2 separate regions of the Homo sapiens genome follow, and region 2 is linked to region 1. A link is an interaction called in ENCODE POLR2A ChIA-PET data of the cell type or tissue named here. Cell type or tissue: Panc1. All regions are shown on one strand. Each heading gives the region's core, and the rest is flanking DNA. Links, peaks and the distances in the headings are about the cores only. Region 1 has its middle 55 kb from the start of MME. Region 2 overlaps LOC105374171 (a long non-coding RNA gene).

What was found. ChIA-PET counts read pairs that join two places held together with the same protein. Peaks named below come from ENCODE experiments on the same cell type or tissue, not always from the same donor. Only the 100,000 strongest peaks of a DNase experiment are listed, where the experiment ranks them.
Region 2: POLR2A ChIA-PET joins it to region 1 with 5 read pairs; 3 of 35 experiments call an interaction of 5 or more read pairs at or near these places.

What each region holds. Positions count from the first base shown.
Region 1 is chr3:155,017,300-155,033,821 of GRCh38, reverse strand. It overlaps a transcript of MME not described here. Among named protein-coding and RNA genes, the nearest start is that of MME, 55 kb to the left of the region's middle. RefSeq lists a silencer at 6,188-6,482. In Panc1, for the core only: no CTCF peak of the experiment used is centred there; no DNase peak of the experiment used is centred there.
Region 2 is chr3:154,952,840-154,956,839 of GRCh38, reverse strand. It overlaps LOC105374171 (a long non-coding RNA gene), which reads left to right. Exons shown (of 5, transcript XR_001740568.2): 3 at 1,234-1,327. Among named protein-coding and RNA genes, the nearest start is that of MME, 130 kb to the left of the region's middle. In Panc1, for the core only: no CTCF peak of the experiment used is centred there; a DNase peak (open chromatin) is centred at 1,881.

The DNA.
Region 1 (16,522 bases), core at 4,977-8,976:
GATGGACTACATTTTTTTTTAATAAAACATAGGTATATCTGTTCATTGTATTCACTACAAACTGCCTGCTCTTTTGACATGCCCTCAATTGCTTGGTGGATGCATTTTCTTATTTGTTTAATCTGCTAGTTCAGCCTTGAAGAACTGATAGACTGTTTTAACATCAAATAGGAAGCAATGTTTAGCCAACAAATGTTGCCTTTTAACATTGAAGTCTCTCTTATTTTATCTTTAAACTGTAAAAAATTCAAGTAGTTGATATTCTCATCTAACCATGAGTTTTAACTTTATTAGTATTTATAACAATAGGCATTTTCACTTGATCTATTAAAATTCCATTATAATGAAGCTTGTTACATAGTTTCCACCATAGTTTTGAATGAATAGAAAACAGTTTTTGAAACATATAACTTGCAAATAAAGAAAAGCTTAATATAATAGATTTAAACTTGAAGGTGGGCAATATTGTCTATTCTAACGTCAGCAATATATTAAGGGATTTCACTGTATTTTCTTCTTATCATGTTCACAGCAGTTTATTATGAAATAGAACAAAATTTCAGGACACTCTAAATTTATGGTGCCAAAGAGGAAGTTAAGCCCTGGAGCCTGAGTCACATAGCATGTTTGCAATTCTGCTTCTTAGGTTATAGCTTAACTCTCTTCTTTAATGTTCTTGTTCTGTAAATGACTAAAAGAGACAGAAACCAGATCTCCCCTCTTCCAATCACAGGTCTTTTTTATAGATTAACTTTCTCCTTTATTGCCCTGTACCTAACTCAGACCAGATGCCACACAAGATTCCATGACAGTTACATCTTTAGTATGGAATGTTAAATATGCCTTTCCCAAAAGAAAAAGACCACCTCAGCTAATTAGATCATTGTAACTATGCATTAAGCCTTACATAGAAAGAGGTTGAAATTCTGTTAAACTTCTCTAGCTTTGTCTATATAAGTGATTCCAAACTTCTGTGCTTCAAAACATTGGCTTCCATTTTTTGTAATCTCTTTTTCTTGTATAGTCTATCCTCGAACTTTGTGTTTGAATAAACTCTCTTTAAACTAGATTCTGACCCTTTTGATTATTTTAGGTTGACATTTTGGTGACCCAGGGGGACCAGAAGCAAGCCTCCTGTGATCCCTGTCATTTTGCCCACAATTAGAGACTTGATCCCAGCACGAATGGTTTTTGTTCATCTGACCTTGCCAGAGCCAGTGGGCATCTGTTGAGGCTCCTTTCAGATTTCAAATCTCCCTGATTTTGATTTGAGATTCAGACTGTATTCAAGCAACCTAATTCACAGTCAATGGAGTTGGAATTGAAGCTCTGCTTTTAAGATAGGAGTTTCATTGGTTATTTTCTAGAGATTTTGCTGACTGCAGATTTGGGATTTTTACTTTTTACTGAGGTTTTGAATGTCTTTCTTGTTAGAGTTTGCAACATTTTCTGTTGTATGAAATTTGGTCAAGGAGAAACAACTTCTTTTTAAAAACAAAAAGTGAAATAATTGTGGCTTAAGGGAAAATTTGTAATCTTTAAAACTGGTCAGATTCTGAAGCTTGATTCAATTGACAAATCTAATCTTTCTCCTTAAATGAACAAAATTTCTCCTACAAGATCTTTTTGGTCATTCAAAAGGAAAATCTAAATTATGGACTATCGTACCTCTAAAGGAGAGATCTATCTTTAAAAACTACAGTGAGATTTATGTATAATATTTATGGTGTTACCTCACATCAATATCTAGAAAAATGGTTTTACTTAAGCTGTGAAGACCCCAAACTAAAATAGTGAAAATGGGGTACCTTGGAAATAGCTACATTAGTTTATCTGCATGTTTAATTAAAAACAAAAGCTGGTGGCCGGGTGCGATGGCTCATGCCTGTTATCCCAGCACTTTGGGAGGCCAAAGCGGACGGATGATCTGAGGTCAGGAATTCGAGACCGGCCTGCCAAACATGGCAAAATCCCGTCTCTACTAAAAATACAAAAAAGTAGCCGGGTGTGGTGGTGGGCACCTGTAATCCCAGCTACTTGGGAGGCTGAGGCAGGAGAATCACTTGAACCCGGGAGGCAGAGGTTGCAGTGAGCCAAGATCTTGCCACTGCACTTCAGCCTGGGCGACAAGAGCGAAACTCTGTCTCAAAAACAAAACAATACAAAACAAACAAAAAGCAAAAGCTGGCTATAAAATAAAAACAAAACAACCTAGAGAGCTATTTTTCAATGGTACTTAGAAGCTTCTAAAAGACATTCTGATAAAGTCATTTCTTTACAAGAGATTGCCTAAAACTATTTCTAAATTTAAAAAGACATTCAAAGTTTTCTCCCTTTTATTTCCAACTACTCCTTCTTCTTCCTCTATGATCTGAACTTACCTCTTTCTGCTTGTTCCCTCAACTCCCACACATCTCTTAGGCAAATTTTTGGAATTCCATATTGCACAATTTTCTTTCTCTCAAAAGGGGAAAATGTATTTAAATTTGGACCAGAGGGAACAGAGTTGCTACAGAATGAAAATGAAACTACTGAAATTATAAAATACAGATCCAACAATTTTTTTTCTAAACTGGAATTAATAAATGACACTTATGATTTATTGACCTAATATCAGATGATACCCTTTAAATACCCTGCTCTTAAAGATGTAAAGCTTAACATGTCTGTAAAATGTTAACATTCAAGGGATTAGCTAAGCAACATTACAGCTGAAACAAGTTAAAATCCTTTACATCTCAAAGTTCCCTCTTTGGATCCCCTGTAGGACTTAAAGAAAATCATTCCAAACTGCAGTCTATGGCTAAGATTCTGTGCTGCTATGACTGTGACCCAGGATGAATTCCCTATCAGGGAACCAGTCTTATTTGTTTTAAATTATTCATATGACTCTTGATCTTTTGGAGTAACCATTTATTATTGATTTTTTTTCCTCTTCCATGGACAGATTTTCACATCCGGTCTCTCCATCTGTGGGGCATACAAGGCTTTTGGACCTTCATGCATAGGCACTTAGCTGACAAGCTGAGATCGTAGAAAATACAGCCAGACAGAAATGTGACATGTATTCCATTTGCAGCTAGCAAAACTTTTCTTTCTTTGAGCTGTCTTTGGGGTGATCCTATATCTTGTGAGGATTGCTTGGCACCTCTTTGGAGATGCCTAGCTTATTATCAGTTAAGTCATAAACTTTGTTAAGATGTATTGGTTTGTGAAAAAATACTCTTGGTTTAAACTAGAAAAAAAAAAGCTGGATAAAGTGTTTATAAAAGATAGGACTTCAGGCAAAGTATTCTTGTTTCTTTTCGGAGCTATCTACACTGAGTACAGATACAGAAAATGCTTTCTTTGCCCTATCGATTAAAGGGCTACACCCTGAAGTCAATAATCTAACAACAACAACAACAACAAAAACAAAACAAGCAAAGTTGAAAAGACCACCTAAGTGTAGATTGGTCTCCAAAATATGACTTTCTGGGATTTAGCTGGCTATTTTGAAATTCTATATAAAAGAAAAAATTATACTTACAAAGAAAATCTCCATTTGTAAGGGCATCTCCCTCCTGTACCTAAACCACTAGAAACTTTTACAGTGAGGAAGACATTGGCTTAAAGTTTATATAATTTACCATTCTTAAGACACTTTTCTCAACCATTTTATCTTGATTGAATCTTTACCTATTCCCTTTTTTGTCTGAACAAATAATGGCGTTTAGATCTAATTTCTGTGCCTTTGGGATGTAAATGTTCACCTAAAAGTCATGTCTTTGGGCATGCAAATTGAGGATTGCCTAACTAACAATTGCTTAGGCCTCAATAGTCTAAAGGGAGAGAAAAACTATTTAAAAATTGGTAAATGAAGAATATTCTAAAGGCATAAGATCTATTTCTGTCTGTGTGCCTATATGTCTATATATTTATATGTGTCATGAGTATGTGATATTTCACTATCAAAATGTGGGAAAGAACTTTAATTAATTGGCTTAGAGGAAAATTAAGTACTTAAGTATTTTATCAGAAAAATAGAAACTAACTCAAATGCCTTTTCGTTCACATGATTTTAGTATTCTTTGGCAAGTAGAACTAGTTTTAAAATTGTTGCCAAAATAACATGTAAATGTCTTCAGAATTGTTAGTATTAAATATAATTCATACATTTTGCCAGGGTCTACTGCTCAGACAGGGTTACACTGTTTCTAATAGATATTTTAAGGTCCTAAAACTGTTCATTTTGTTATACTTTTGATACTTGCTTGACTTGGCTTGAGCTAAATTAATTTTATGTGTAATTAAATACTAGATACGGGAAAAATAGTCTTGATGCAAATATAAAAAAGATTTATCTTTAGAAAAAACAAAAACATAAAAATGTGGTTTTTTAGTAAAAAATTAATTTGTCTAGTTTAAGAGGTTATTTAAATTAAAGGACTATGATATAAATAAAACTAAAAGGACCTAAAATATTGGAGAAAGGAATAAATAGAAAAAAATTTTTTAAGAAGTTATAAAAGGTTTATGAAACTCTTATATGGTCAAAGTTGGTTGAGATTGGATGGATTTGTTTTTAAGGTTTTATTAAAATTGGCTTTAGTATTGATAATACACTAATACAAAAGTAAAATTTGGTTTCCTCCTTTTTGTGTAGTATTAACAAGAAATAGTAAGAAAAATTGTGCTTCCCTTTTGCATGAACTGCAAAAATTTGGACAAAGGAAGAGACAGATTCTGTTGGTCTCATGTTGTGTTTATTAGGACTTTGTTTAATAACTTTGATCTCCTTTCTATCAAAGATTAAAAGTTTTTGCTTTTTGTGAAACCTTTACATGATCACTTTGGCTAAATGATTGACTTATTTTACCATAACCTGTGATTCTGTTTTGATATGAAGTGTTTTAAACCTTTGATATTTGCTGTACTTCCCCAAATCAAATTTCAAACACTAAAATTAAGTCTTTGTAGCCCAAACTAACTTGTAAGTAACAAAAAGAAACCCCTAGAAGTCCAAGAGAGGCAAATTTAGACTGGAATGAATTCTTTTTAAAAATAAATGCTGACCCTTTTGATTACTTTAGGTTGACATTTCAATTGACAATAAAGATGTAATGCTACCAAAAATCATTTTACTTTAGCCTGACGTTTGATCCTAAACTTCTGAGACAGTCAGAATTCATTTAGAATAATTACACCTTTCATTTCCAAGATACAAGACTTGGAAAAGTCTGCTATCTTGCTCTGATGATCTGTTCCTCCATCTATAAAGTGTGGCTAGCCTTCTGAAGATATAATCAGACATAAACGTAGAAATGTGGAAAGCAGGTAGTACAGCATCTGCTACACCAGGTGATCCCCTTGCTAATAATGAGCAGCCACATTGCCTCCTGCCTTTTCCTCACTCCTGTCCTTAGGCTTTACCCTAACTGTCCTCTCTATTCCCAGATTATTACATGGCTGGCTCCTTTCAACATGCAGCTCTCACTTCATTGGCAAGGTAACCACCCAATCTCATGTATTCCCCATTTCTAATTAGGTTGTGCCACATTAATCCATTTTATGGTTCTCTTAGTCCTTATCACTAAACACAATTAACTTATTTGTCTGTTTACTTGTTTCTCTTCTGTCCTATCTTTATAGAAGAGAAGATCCTGGAGAGTAGAAATGTTGTCTGTTTCACTAAATCTCCAGAGCCTAGAAAGGTGCATGATAATAGGCATCAAATGAATGAATAAATGATGGTCCTCACCCCTTTCCTTTCACTGAGTCCATTCCCATTTTAAAAAGAAGGCAGAATTCTCTCTTTAGGGTTACATTTACCCATGCATGAATAGATTGCTAGAAATTAGTAAACAGATAATACAAGGCAAAAAAGTACATCTCTATTTGATTGTGCTGATGAAAAGTAAAAATATTAATATATTTGAGGTAAAAGATTTATTTCATTTATTCAGTCAACAAACTTTTTGAGTATCTATTATGTGCTTAGGATTGGGCTAGCTGTGAAGGTTAAAATGCATAAAACTATAAATCATATAGTTTAAAAAGCACCTAATCTCATTGTCAGAGTAAACTATTTGTGTGTTTTTAATCTGTTGCCTTTTAGCCAGTTATACCTTTAATGCTATTAAAATGCTAAAATTCTATCTAAGCCTACTGTTAAGGGATTCTATAGAAGAAATCCTAACACAAAGAAATTTAACAACAGTAATATTTGAGCTGGGCCTTTAAGATTGAATAGAGGTTTTCAGATCAGGGAAAGGAGGAAGAGCACTCAGATAAAGCAAGTAGCATGAGCAAAGGCCCAGAAGGGCCCTGGCACTCTGTATGTGCTGAGGGCAGGGAAGGTGGTTGGGAGAAATCCGCTAATAGCCTTTAAGGCTGAACAAGCACAGCAGGGAGTGAGCAGGACTAGAAAGATAAATTGGAACCTTGAAGAACCATAAAAACCTTGCCCAGGGCTTTAGACTTTACAGGAAATAGGAGTGTAAGATCAGATCTGCATTTTAGAGAGCTCTTCCTTATGGTTGTGTAGATGAGGGAAGTGTTACGTACAAGAGAAGAGAGAGACAGGAAGCATTGAGAGATTAGAGCAGGAATCCAGGCAATATATCAAGAAGCCCTGACTCAGGGCAGTTCTGAAATGAGTCCAAGGAAGAGATGGATTTGAGAAAAATTTAGCAGGGTAGCACTGCCAAACCAAAAATGATTTTGGAAATGTCTAAGTATATTGACAAATATTAGAAATGCAAAGAGAAGCTTGAGACTTCAGTTTCTGGGATGTTGAAATTGAGGTGCTTGCAAAATACCCAGGCTAAATAGATCTATTGGGTAATTTAATATTTGAATCAATGCTTGTTAAAATTATTATTACTGTCTGAGTAGATAGACAGAATAAAGTAGCAAATCTATTGTAAACTCTTGTTTTGTTTAAAGACATAAAGGAAAAAGAGGTTAGGAAACATCATCAACCTGCTTCTGGACATTTGTGTTTCTACAGCTTTATTTATGAAGAATCACACTCAGATACTAGGATAGCTGGATGAGGGTATTACTTAAGAGGCTTCTTTTTCTTTCTTGCTTGCTTTTCTGGGGGAGGTGGGGGGAATGGGACAGAGTCTCACTGTCACCCAGTCTGGAGTCCAGTGACATGATCTCGGCTCAGTACAACCTCTGCCTGTGGGGTTCAAGCGATTCTTATGCCTCAGGCTCCCAAGTAGCTGGGATGAAAGGCACGCGCCACCACACCCAGCTAATTTTTGCAATTTTAGTAGAGACGGGATTTCACCATGTTGCCCAAGCTGGTCTTGAATTCCTAACTTCAGGTGATCCACCCACCTCGGCCTCCCAAAGTGCTGGGATTACAGGTGTGAGCCACTGCGCTCAGCCAAGGCTTATTTTTCTTACAGGGAAGTAGTGATCTAACTCTGTCTTTGACCTTGAGGGACTAGTGATAATAACAATAAAAAAAGCCATTCAGTGGTAGAAGTGGGATTTAAACCCTAGCACCTTGGCTCCAGAGTTCATTTTTTTAACCCATTTGAGTTTCCTGACTGACAAGTTGTGAGGGCCTCAATGAATAGATAAATGGACACTGAGCTGGGAGTGTTCCTTAAAACAACTCCACCCACCCCCCTACCCCAACAAACAAACAAACCCTAAGCATTCAATCCTGTTTGCTTCAGTTTCCCAAGGGAAATGCATGGAGCATGCCTATAGCAGAACAGATCAATGTAACTGCTGTTAGAATGTCCATGGCTACACTGGCAAAAGAGGGGCAGAATCTGTACTTTCTTTCTGTGTTTGGCTTTTTTTTAGGATTATTAATATTTCTATGGTTTGCTAAAACCTGATACCTGATATCTTTTAGTCTGCAAAAATCTGATACCAGGCAGATAACTTGAGGTCAGGAGTTCAAGACCAGCCTGGCCAACATGGTGAAACCCCATCTCTACTAAAAATATAAAAATTAGCTGGGTATGGTGGCGGGCACCTGTAATCCCAGCTACTTGGGAGGCTGAGGCAGGAGAGAATTGCTTGAATCCAAGAGGCAGAGGTTGCAGTGAGCCGAGATCGTGCCATTGCACTCCAGCCTGGGCGACAGAGTGAAACTCTGTCTCAAAAAAAAAAAAAAAAAAAAAGAAAGAAAGAAAGAAAAAATCTGATACCACTTGGTATCTACTTTGTCTCTACTTTTTTTTTTTTTTGAGACAGGGTCTCGCTCTGTCTCCCAGGCTGGAGTGCAATGGCACTATCTCGGCTCACCGCAACCTCTGCCTCCTGGGTTCAAGTGATTCTCCTGGTTCAGCCTCCTGAGTAGCTGGGATTACAGGTGCCTGCCACGATGCCCAGCTAATTTTTGTATTTTTGTAGAGATGGGGTTTCACTTTGCTGACCAGGCTGGTCTCGAATTCCTAACCTCAAGTGATCCACCCACCTCGGCCTCCCAAAGTGATCCATACTTTGTCTCTACTTTTGCCTACAAATTTCCCCTAGTTCTCCAGAATTCATTTACTGTGCACCCTGACACCAATTTTAGAAGAATAAAGCACAAACCCATCAGAGTTTATCTCTGGTCACTGGCACAGTTGGCTGAGTAGATGTGTCCTCCCCATTGGCAGGCATATAGTGGCAAAGGCTGGGCTGCACCCTGGGTGGTGTTTTTCCTCTCAGAGCCAGAGTAAGAGGTTTGAGTGTTGCAGATACTCTGCTCCACCTTTCAGGAAGATGCATCCCTCATTATCTGCCCCTGGGGCCCTACCTAACAAGCCTGATCTTTCTGCGAGACAGACTTCACATATTTGGAGACAGCTATTAAGTTCAGTGGGTCTATTTTCTCCAAGTTGAAAAAATCACACTTTTTCAGCTATTTTTCATGTGGCATGGTTTTGAGTTGTTTGATGGTCCTTCCTATGCTTCCAAAGATATCACCCCAATTCCCCTCTACTTCCTGCAGCAGTAATTCTACCATAGGCAGGACCATTTTTATTTTTCATTGTAGACATTTTCTGCATTCATATATAATTTTATGTGCACATAAGTATGCACCTTTATAGGAAATGTATCTCTACGACAGATGTCCCTTTTTCTATGTTATGCTCTTATTTCTAAAATTGTTCACCAAAAATGACCAAATCAGGGCAAGATCAGTGCAAAAAGTATCAATAAAATAGACACATGTTGATAATATCAGTTATAATATAGCAGAAAAAGTGGAATGATATCAATATATAAAGTTAAGGTTGAATGGCATTACTCCCCTCCTTTATTTACAACTTTATTGTCCTCTCTTCAGACTGCCAGCTCTATTTATTATTCTTGTGAAAACAACATAAATCAATACATACACCAAATTAAGCATCAAGTTGGGGCATGGGAGTGGATTAAGAGCTGCATAAAGTGAAATGCTAACAGCATAAATTATATCAGTGTAGATAAGATTCTCAGGCTTCAACTAAAGTTAAGCAGTTAGTAATAAATTTAAAAAATGAAACTCAACTACTTACAGCCAAGAGCGTGTGTAGTGTAAACTCCCCCACATTCATATGCTGTACACCCTTGGGCCAGCTTTCAGAGGAGCAAGTCACAAATCCATCACTGTGTATCCCCAGCCATGGTAGGCACCAATTCCTGGTGAAAAAGGAATCCCAGTTTTCAATCTCCAGTGATAACCATCAACAACCATTCGTCATACTCAGTAGGAATGTGGAAAAAACAACACTCACTGGGTGTTTTTTTTCTGCTCTCACTACAACAACTGACACATACTTCTTTTTTTTTTTTGGAGATGGAATTTCACTCTTGTTGCCCAGGGCAATGGTGCCATCTCGGCTCATTGCAACCTCCACTTCCTGGGTTCAAGAGATTCTCCTGCCTCAGCCTCCCGAGTAGCTGGGATTACAGGGGCCCGCCACTATGCCCAACTAATTTTTGTATTTGGAGTAGAGACAGGGTTTCACCATGTTACCCAGGCTGGTCTTGAACTCCTGACCCCAAGTGATCTGCCCACCTCAGCCTCCCAAAGTGTTGGGATTACAGGCGTGAGCCACTGCACCTGGCCTTGACACAGACTTCTGTGACCGAATGTATGTGGGTTTTTCCCCACACATGAAGCAGAGGACACCAGCTGGGTTTCCTCTAATTCAATTCTGACACTACCTGGAGATAGCCTTGGATCCCTAGGTTGAGGACTCAGTCCCCAAGACTTCCCCCACCCAGTTCAGACACCAGTCACAAGTCCAAGCTCCAGAATTTCTGACCAATCAGCTTCCACTGGGGTTCCTACAGCCGTCTCTTGGGGTTCAATTAGTTTGTTAGAGTGGCTCACAGAACTCAGGGAAACTTATATTTACCAGTTTATTACAAAGATATTTTAAATGATACAAATAAATACCCAGATGAAGAGATGCAAGGGTGAGGTCTGGAAGGATCCTGGACACAGAGGCTTTTGTCCTTGTGGAGTTGGGGTGCACCACCCTCCCGGCACATGGATAAATTCTTGTTTGGTTTCTTATAAACCTCCACGTGTTCAGCTATCCAGAAGCCCCCAAACCCTGTCTTCTTGGATCTTTTATGAAGACTTCATTGGATAAGCATGATTGACAATCATGTAGAAATGTGATTGGACAAAAAGGTATAATTTAGTACAAACAGGCAGAGTGGGAAAACCCAGCAAGGCCTGTCCAGATTCTTCTTGGCATGTCTGTGGAGCAATCCTTCTTCCAGGGTATGGGGCAGAAGGTTCTCTGGAATGAGGGTCTTATGACCCAAAATCAGATTATAGTCCTGCCTCAGGCACATAAAAGGAGGGCAGGGGAGGGTCAGAGAGAGAGAGATCCTGTCTTCTGAGGCCTGTTTCTGAGGCCTAAGGCATCTCAACATTATAACAAAGGCTATGGGACTTATGAGACAGGAACTGTGGATGAAAGCATGTATATCACTCCGGAAGGAGGCCACACCACTGTTCCCAATACTAAAAACTACAAGGCTTTTGTATTCCCACTACATTCCACATATTCTCAACTCTTGTTTTCTGAGTTATTTCCAAGAATGCCTTTGTGTTCTTGTCTCGGTGTCCTCTGAAGTTGTAAACTCACTGCACAGCACACTCACTTCCACAAATAAAAGTTTGAATGGTCTTTGGAAGAGGGCTTTTCTTTGTTGCTACTTCCAGCCCTGGCTCATCAGCCAGACCACCTCAACTCCAAGTTCAGTTACACATTTCCCTAAAGAACATGTTCGTTTTCTTTGCTTTAGCTCTGCTCTCTTTCCCAAGCTTCTTTACAACCTGAAGCCTAGATGCTGAGAGAAGGCAGAGAATAGTCCACTTTCTGTGATCCTGACCTTTTCTATCAGCAGTCTTCAGCAAATCTCTCTCAAGAATTTCCTGGTATAACATACTTTATGGTAGTAGTTTCACTCTTTTATGTTTATTTTTAATCTAAGGCATTTTTTAAAAGAAAAAATCTTATCCAGAAACTAAAAATATTGAAGATGTAAAACTGAGGGGCAGATATGGATTTGGGGGCTGAAGTCTGTATTTGACTCCTTCCCTGATTTGTAAGGCTCCATGGAAAAGACTCTGTGCTTTGGCCTGAATGTTTCTGTCCCTCAAATATTCATATGTTGAAATTCTAACTCCTAAGATGTTCATATTAGGAGGTGGGACCTTTAGTAGGTAATAAGGTCATGAGTGTAGAGCCCTGATTGTTGAGATTAGTGCCTGCTATGGTCTAAATATTTGTGCCCCCCGCCCCAACCTCCAAGTTTATATGTTGAAATGCCAGCCCTCAAGATGATGGTATTGGGAGGTGGGGCTTTGGGGATGATATTGAGAAGTGGGGTCTTTGTGAGACTTAACTCTCATAATTGGGATTAGTACCCTTATAAAAGAGAACCCAGAGAACTGCCTCCCTCTTTTCACCATGTGAAGACACAGTGAGAAGTCATCATTTATGAACCAGAAAATGAGCCTTCATGAGACATCGAATCTGCCAGAGCCTTGATCTTTAACTTCCCAGCCTCCAGAAGTGTGCGATGAAAATTTCTGTTGTTTATATGCTACCCAGTTTCAGGCATTTTGTGATAGGAACCCAAAGGGACTAAGGCAGTGCCCTTATAAGAAGAGAGATGTGAGAGCTGTCAGGCCTCTGAGCCCAAGCTAAGCTATCATATCCCCTGTGACCTGCACGTATACATCCAGATGGCCTGAAGCAACTGGAGATCCACAAAATAAGTGAAAATAGCCTTAACTGATGACATTCCACCATTGTGATTTGTTCCTGCCCCACCCTAACTGATATGATATATTCTTGCCCGCCCTTAAGAAGTTACTTTGTAATATTCTCACTGCCCTTGAGAATGTACTTTGTATGCCTATCCCAAACCTGTAAGAACTAATGATAATCCCACCACCCTTTGCTGACTCCTTTTTCGGACTCAGCCCACCTGCACCCAGGTGAAATAAACAGCCTTGTTGCTCACACAAAGCCTGTTGGTGGTCTCGTCACACGGATGCATGTGACAAGAGCTTGCTTCCTCTCCTTCTACTCTCCACCATGTGAGCGTAGAATGAAAAGATGGCAGTCACTGGATCCATAGGCACTTTGATCTTGGACTTCTCAGGCTCCAGAACTGTGATAAATAAATTTTAATTGTTTAAGCCACCCAGCCTATGATACTCAGCCAGTTATAGTAGCCCGAACTGGCTGAGACACCTCGAAAAACACTATTTGAAGTGGGGTGTCTTAGCATGCACCCTGTTTTTTGTTTTGTTTTGTTTTTTTGAGACAGAGTCTCGCTCTGTCGTACAGGCTGGAGTGCAGTGGCACGATTTCAGCTCACTGCAGCCTCTGCCTCTGAGGTTCAAGTGATTATCCTGCCTCAGCCTCCCCAGTAGCTGGGATTACAGGCATGTGCCACCATGCCTGGCTAATTTTTATTTTTAGTAGAGACGAGGTTTCACCATGTTGGCCAAGCTAGTTTCAAACTCCTGACCTCAGGTGATCTGCCTGTCTCGGCCTCCCAAAGTGCTGGGATTACAGGCGTAAGCCCACTCCCAGCCACACCTTGTTAAGCTAATTTAAAGTCTCCTTTTCTCCCTCCCTCCTTCTCTATCTCTTCTCCTTCCCTCTCTCCTTCTCCCTCTCTTTCTCTCTCACTCTTTCTTTTTCCATATAGCTCCAGTTTTATTTTAAAGCCCGAATACTTTCTCTCCAGGTTATTCTGAAAACATTTTTTCTTATTTTTCTCTTCATTAACTTTTCCTTTGGCACTCTATAAAAGCCGTGATCTTACTGAGTTCAGAACATTTTTCTGTATACTTTTTTTTTTTTTAAGACAGAGTTTCATTCTGTCACCCGGGCTGGAGTGCAGTGGCGTGATCTTGGCTTACCACAACATCTGCCTCCTGGGTTCAAGCGATTCTCCTGCCTCAGCCTCCTGAGTAGCTGGGATTACAGGTGTGCACCACCATGCCCGCCTAATTTTTGTATTTTTAGTAGAGATGGGGTTTCACCATGTTGGGCAGGCTGGTCTCAAACTCCTGAACTCATGATCTGCCTGCCTTGGCCTTCAAAATGCTGGGATTACAGGCATGAGCCACCACTCCCGGCCTCTCTGTATTACTTTCAACAAGCATTTACTGAGTACTTATGTTCCAGGCACTGGAAAAACAACCAAATGAACAAAAATTCCTGCCCCCATGGAATTCTCATTCAAGTGGGGCAAAACAGACAGTAAACAAAATAAATAAATAATGAAGTAGAAAGTCTTAAGTATTACAGAACAAAGTAAACTAGGAGGGTAAATAGAAAGCATGTGAGTGGGTGGTTTCAGCTATAAATTGTGTACCTTGAAGAAGGTGAACAGTGGGTAATATCTTGAGGATGAGCAGCTCAGGGACAAAGGCCCCTGGGTGACTATGCCTCTGGCATTTGGCATGTTGGAGGAACAGCAAAAGGCAGAGTGGATGAAGGGGTGTAAATAAAGCTGAGAGTAGGAAATGAGTTTGAAGAGACACAGAGAGGCCAATCTTGCAGGGCCTTGTAAACTGTTACAAGGACCTTGGCATTTGCTCTGAGAGAGAATGGGAGTCATTGGAGAGTTATGCTAACTACAAGCTCTGGTTTATATTCTTCAAGGATTACTTGGCTGCAGGGTGTGAAGAGACTGAAGCAGGGCAAAGGTGAAAGCGGGGAAACCTTTTGAAGAGGCCTTTACTTTAGGAAGTCCTTAACTCATAAACTTACCTCAGCCAATACATTGTTGGTCTCTTACTGTTTCCAGGCATTGGGTTAGGCATTAGGGAGATGATAGTCAAAAGACTCGGTAATTATTTTATTTGTTTCTGTCCACACCAAGACTTTTTTTGTTTTTTGGGTTTTTATGGTTTGTTTGTTTTGTTTTGTTTTTTTGCTAGTTTACCAGACTATATAAAAATGTGTGGCTTACAGTTGACATTCCTGTTATTCTACTTCCAGGGAATGGACATTTAACATTATCTATTCTTATTTTAATTAAGACATCTTTGAATACATTCAATTGCTCTGAAAAAATCTGCCCGTATCTCTAAGGCAATGCAATTTTCTGAAATTTTACCATGGTGTCTTATTGAGATTGCACAAGGTTATCTGCTCTAACAGTTTAGATAATATCATCCCAGAAAAAAGACATCCAGTTGCCGTACACATGGTTGCAAGGTGGTGATTCACTGATTAGCAAAACATATCAAGTTCCTGCTTGACACCCAGGGAAGGAGGTGTAACTTAGGGAAAACACTGCAAAACAGGAAGTCATCAGACTTAGGTTTGCATCCTCCTCAATTACTCAACTATTCACTGTGACTTTGAATTTACCACATGTAATCCTTACCTTCTTTGAGCCTTAGCTTCATCCTCTGTCAAATGGACATGGTAAGAGTTCCTGAGCCTCCTCTCTCGGGAATCTGAGGAGATGAAGTGAGCTGAAGCAGTGTGGGTCTGTGCTCTGTAAAGTACTCAGTGCAAGACTGCTGTCATTCTTTGCCAAATACCGCCAACCTCTGAGTGAAATTGTTCTTGGAATCTCCCAACTTCTTGAGCATTGTGTGTTGAGGTATAGGATTTCTTAAATGTTTTCTTACATGTCGGACTCCAGAATCTCTCTCCAATTTGATTCTGACATCAGTAAGAGTACTGACTCTGGTTTTCACTCCTGTCTAGTGATGAGGTTGAGTGGGTCTCTGCAGGGTTAGACCAGGCTATTCTAGCCAAGCTCACCAAATCGCTGAAAGGCCAGGAAAACCCTGGAGGGAGACACTAACACTGTTAACAATTCCTGTGGAGATCCTAAAAACTGCCTTCACAATTCTCTTATATGTCCATAATTTTCCCTGATGGAAACATGGTTTATATGTGCAGAAGACAAGGCCACATCAAGAGAGTGAGGTTTTTTGTTGTTGTCATTTTGTTTTGTTTTGTTTTTGACAGAATCTTGCTCTGTCACCCAGGCTGGAGTGCAGTGGTGCGATCTCGGCTCACTGCAACCTCCACCTCCCAGGTTCAAGCAATTCTCCTGCCTCAGCCTCCGGAGTAGCTGAGACTACAGGCACTCTTTATCATACCTGGCTAATTTTTGTATTTTTAGTAGAGAAAGGGTTTCACCATGTTGGCCAGGCTGGCCTTGATGTCATGATGTCAGGTGAGCCACCCACCTTGGCCTTCCAAAGTGTTGGGATTACAGGCATGAGCTACTGCACTCAGCCAATAGTGAGGTCTTTAACTGTGCTTCCACCAAGAAGAGGGACATGTACCAGTGAGCATTATCCTCCCCATTTGTTGCTGTAAAATTTTTGAGAATTGTTACTTTGTGCTATGCAGTGAATAGTAGTTTGATTCCTAGATACTGATCTCTATTTTTCCTGGCCTTTAGTCTCCTATAAGTCAAAAGAATCAAATTAATTAATCTAACAAGTGTTTATTAGGCACCCATTGGGAGCATATGATTATGTCATACTAGAGGTGATACCAGGAATTCTGGGATGCTGGTTTATAAGTGACTAGCTATTAATAAATTTCTTTTTCAGGTATCATAAGGAAGGAAGAATAAATTATGAAAATATTGTAGTATAAAAAAATGAACATATCTACTAGGAGGATTCATGAAGACTTATAAGCATTGATTCATGTAATTAAAATTATGATGACTATTTAAAGTCTGTTTAGAAGAAGTATATGTTGATTATTATATTGAAAGTATAAAATATTTTTAAATGATGCTAAAATGTTATTTGATAAAGTCTATATTAATATAAAGAAGACTTAGAATATATATGCTATAAGCCTGGTGCAGTGGCTCATACCTATAATCCCAGCACTTTGGGAGACTGAGGCAGGAGGATATCTTGAGCCCAAGAGTTCGAGATCAGCCCTGGTCAACATAACAAGACTCCATCTTTACTAAAATGCAATTTTTAAATAAATAAAATTTTAAAAATAAATAAGATAAAAAGTAATAATTTTTTAAAAGATTACATATGTTATGGACTGATTCT
Region 2 (4,000 bases), core at 1-4,000, 72 kb after region 1:
ATTGACATTTTGGACTGAATAATTCTTGGGGAGGAGTGGTACTTTCCTGTGCATCATAAAATGTTTAGCAGCATGCCTGGCTTCTAATAACTAGATGACCACAGCATCCTCACCCCCACTGTGACAACCAAAAATGTCTTTAGACATTGCCAAATGTCCCACCCACTTCCCCACTTCACTGGTTGAGGACCAATCAGCTAAATAAGTGGTAGTTGTTTTAAATCTGTAAGTTTTGTGGGTTTTTTTTGTATACAAAATGCTAATTAATACAGATCCCTTTTTTCTAGCTCTACTGACATTTTCTTACATTTGGTTCCTATAACTTTGCTTTGACTAAATTTTTGCCAGCTGCCTAACTAGTCTTTCTATTAATACTTGGGTTTACTCCTGTAACCCACTTCACACATTTCCATTAGTAGTTAAGCAAATAAACACACAAACACAAATCATATCACTGCAGTAGGACCTCATAACCTGCTTGGCAGAATTCCAAACTCCTGACATAAAAGGTCCTTTATCATTCAGTTTCCACTACAAACCATATGAGGAAGTTTGTATATGCCCCTAAAAAGAATGTTGTTGAATTTTAAAGTTGTTAGGAGCAGATTCTAGTATAGTAGATATTTCCTATTTTATTGAGTATTCATTACGCTGTTTTCCCTTGATCTGGGAAAAAATCCCATATCCTTTTTGGGAAATTATCTCTTCACTGTGTGCAAGATTAAGAAGCCTGTCAATCAAAGTATCTTGACTTTTTCTAACCAAGGGGATGGAAACACAACTTTAGGTACGTTAAATAGCATCTGCTCTAGGATGCAGACTCTTGGAGAATGATGCAAAACCCTAAACAATGATAGGTGTGCCCTTATCCTGTGGTAGCCAATTCACTCCTGTATAATAGTCTAATTTCTGATTCCCCAGTTTGTGTTATTTTTTTTTAAGCCTATTGTAGGCTTTTTCACCTGTACTGGCTGTGATCCTCTCAATATATTCCCTTTTTGGTAATATTATTCAGAGTTTTTTCTGCAATCTTAATTGATCACTCTCACAATAGAAAACAACAAAAACCTGAGTAAAGCAAGAATAAATAACAATGACCAATGTGTCTTTTATGACCTTAGATAAAGTGTGCATTAGTTTTCAAACTAAAATTAGTAGTTATCTTTTAAAAGTATAGTTTAACCATGAATTTATCATAAAATGTTATGGCGAGCTAACTGAATCCTTTTTTAGTCCAAAGGAAAGTTGGATGGCCATGAAACCAATAACTTGGTAGTAGAGACATCAATGGGTCTATAAGTCTGTGACTACGTATGCCAAATTTTTGGTATGTATTGCATTCCTTATTATTTAAGTCAATATATATGAACTAAATCTGATTGTTTGAGGTTTTGTGTGTAATATTTTCTCTTAAATATTTTGTAATATTGACAATAATATCATTTCCTTAAAATAACATTAAATTAATTTTAATATATTTCATAATATATACCTTTGACTAAATCAGTGTGGATTTCTCCCATTCCAGCCCTAATTAATGAAATTCTATTATATTTTTGCTATATCTATCTATAGAAGAAGGAAAAATAATTTTCTCTTAACCCTTAGTCTAGCCTCCTTCATTTCTAGCTAGCTATCTAGCTATCAATCAATCAATCGTATATCGAGGAATCAATTTCCTAGATGCTCCAAGTATTTATAAACCTTATCTTGCATGCCAGAAGTGGGGGAATCAGGTAGCTTAGAGTTTATTTATGCTCTATGCCACTTCTGTTTTATATGCATACTTACAAGCAGAAGACATGTTATAAATGTTCTTCTTCTGACTCTGAGACTCCATTATACTTGCTTAGGTTCTTGAGAAACAGGAGGATGCCCTCTTGAGGTAGTTATTAGCGCTGTACTCTTAAATGTATCCCCTGTCTCCTGTTCTAGGCACATGGTATCATACTTTTCATCCTCATTGTGTCTGAGTGAGGCCCTGTGATTGGTTCTGAATAATAAGTTATGAGCAAAAGTAGCACATGATATTTCCAGGGAAATCATTTAATAGCCAAGGCAAGAACCTTCATAATTCTTTTCTCTCTAATTTTTAATGTTTGAGATGGTGAGTGTTCCCTGAATGATTATGAGCAGAGTAGGTGAATGTATAGATTGAACAAGAAACAAGACTTGATTACTTTAAGTCAATAAGATTTTGTCACTGCAGCATAATGTAGCTTTTCTTGCCTGATAATATCTTTATTTCTGCAAAGTAATTCTTCAGAAATCTGCCTTTTCTCCTAATGGTAAATTTGTTTGGACAAGTAAGAAGATCATCTGAAGGCCCCCACTGATTCTTTAGCCAGTAGTCTAGAAGCTCAATCTTGGTCTTCTTTGGTATATTTGAAAGCACACCTAACCTGCCTTCCTACCTTTCTATCCACTTCCACAGGTTTATAAAGTCTCCTGAAATCTTGAAAATGTCTTAGACAAATGCCCATCATCTAAAACTCTATACCTAAAAAAGTACAATCGAGAAATTCTGCCCCCATCATCAACTTTTTTTTTTTTTTTTGGTTTTCAAAATCCTTTCCTTTTACCTAATAAAAGTTTCTCAAATTCCAGCCTGTTTTACCTCTTCTTGAAACAGGAGGGGAGATAATACTATTTATCTCCTTTTTTGACCCCCAATTTAATAAACATCCTTTCTTCCTCCTTCAGTCTTTTTATTTCTGTTAGCTCTCTATCAGTGTGACTTTGATCTTGATGCCTGACATGTGCTTTCACCTAGAGAAGGTGAAAGTAAAATGGGGATAGGGATTGGGGTAACAACAGGTGCTTTTTCTAACATTTTCTACTGAGGGCACAAAGCATGCCCTGATTTTTAAAAAATGCTGTTAGAATTGGTATTCACATGAACTCAGTTCTGATGTCATTTGTGACAGTTGGAGTGTGATAATCTGTAGGTTTTCTGATTCCAGTGAGGTTATATGCCTGCATATTGACAGGAAGGCTAAAGAAAGCCTCTTTTTCTACTCTTTCCATTTAGCTTGAGCTAAGTGACCCAACAGAGACCTATGAAAGCAGAGAGCAGAAGAGAAACAGGGTAGGGCTATGGGTCACACGTAGTGAATAGAGAAGGAGTGACATCAGTACGAAGTCTGTAGCTTAATAGTTTTCACTAACCACAGTGGCAGCTCTGAGATGAGTTTATTTTGAAAATTCAAGGTTGAAGCCTTTTTAATTCTGAGAAAGAGGAAATTTCTTCAGGATATGTTATTCGTTTCTTTATGGTTTGAGTTTAGTTTTGTTTCAATAGACACCTTTTATGAAGCACAAGACTTCTTTTTTTTTTTTAATTCTGGGAAAGGTGGGTATATAAATAAAATGAAATAGTTCCTATATCTCTTATTGACAGGTTAAATGGCTGGAAATGCTCAACTGAAAAACATTCTGGGGCTCTATTTTGGCTCAGTGGTGACAGAATAGCCATGATGGCCTAGGGCTTAGGAGCTTTAAATTTGTCATCCTTGTTGTAGGAAGTATGTGAGTAATAATCTCTTATATTCTTATACTTTAAGGAAGAAAAGGGAATATATTATTTTTTCTCAAAATATAATATTTTTTCTTTAAAGTCTTCAGAGAAAGAGCTCTCTGGACATTGGACATTCTCATTTCTTACAAGTTTTTAAAATTTTGTTTTAAATTGACAAATTAAAACTGTACCTATTCATGGGGTACATAGTAATATTTCAATTAACTTCATTTAACATAATGTCCTCCCACTTTATCCATGTTGTAAAGAATAACAGAATTTCATTAATTTCTATGTCTGAATAGTATTCCATTGTGTATACATACCACATTTTCTTTATCCATTCGTCTGTTACTGGACACCTATGTTGATTTCTAATCTCGGCTATTACGAATAGTGCCGCCATAACATGGGAGTTTAGATGTCTCTCTGATATAATTATTTTTTTCTCAGAGAGAAATATTTAATAGGGACTTATAAATC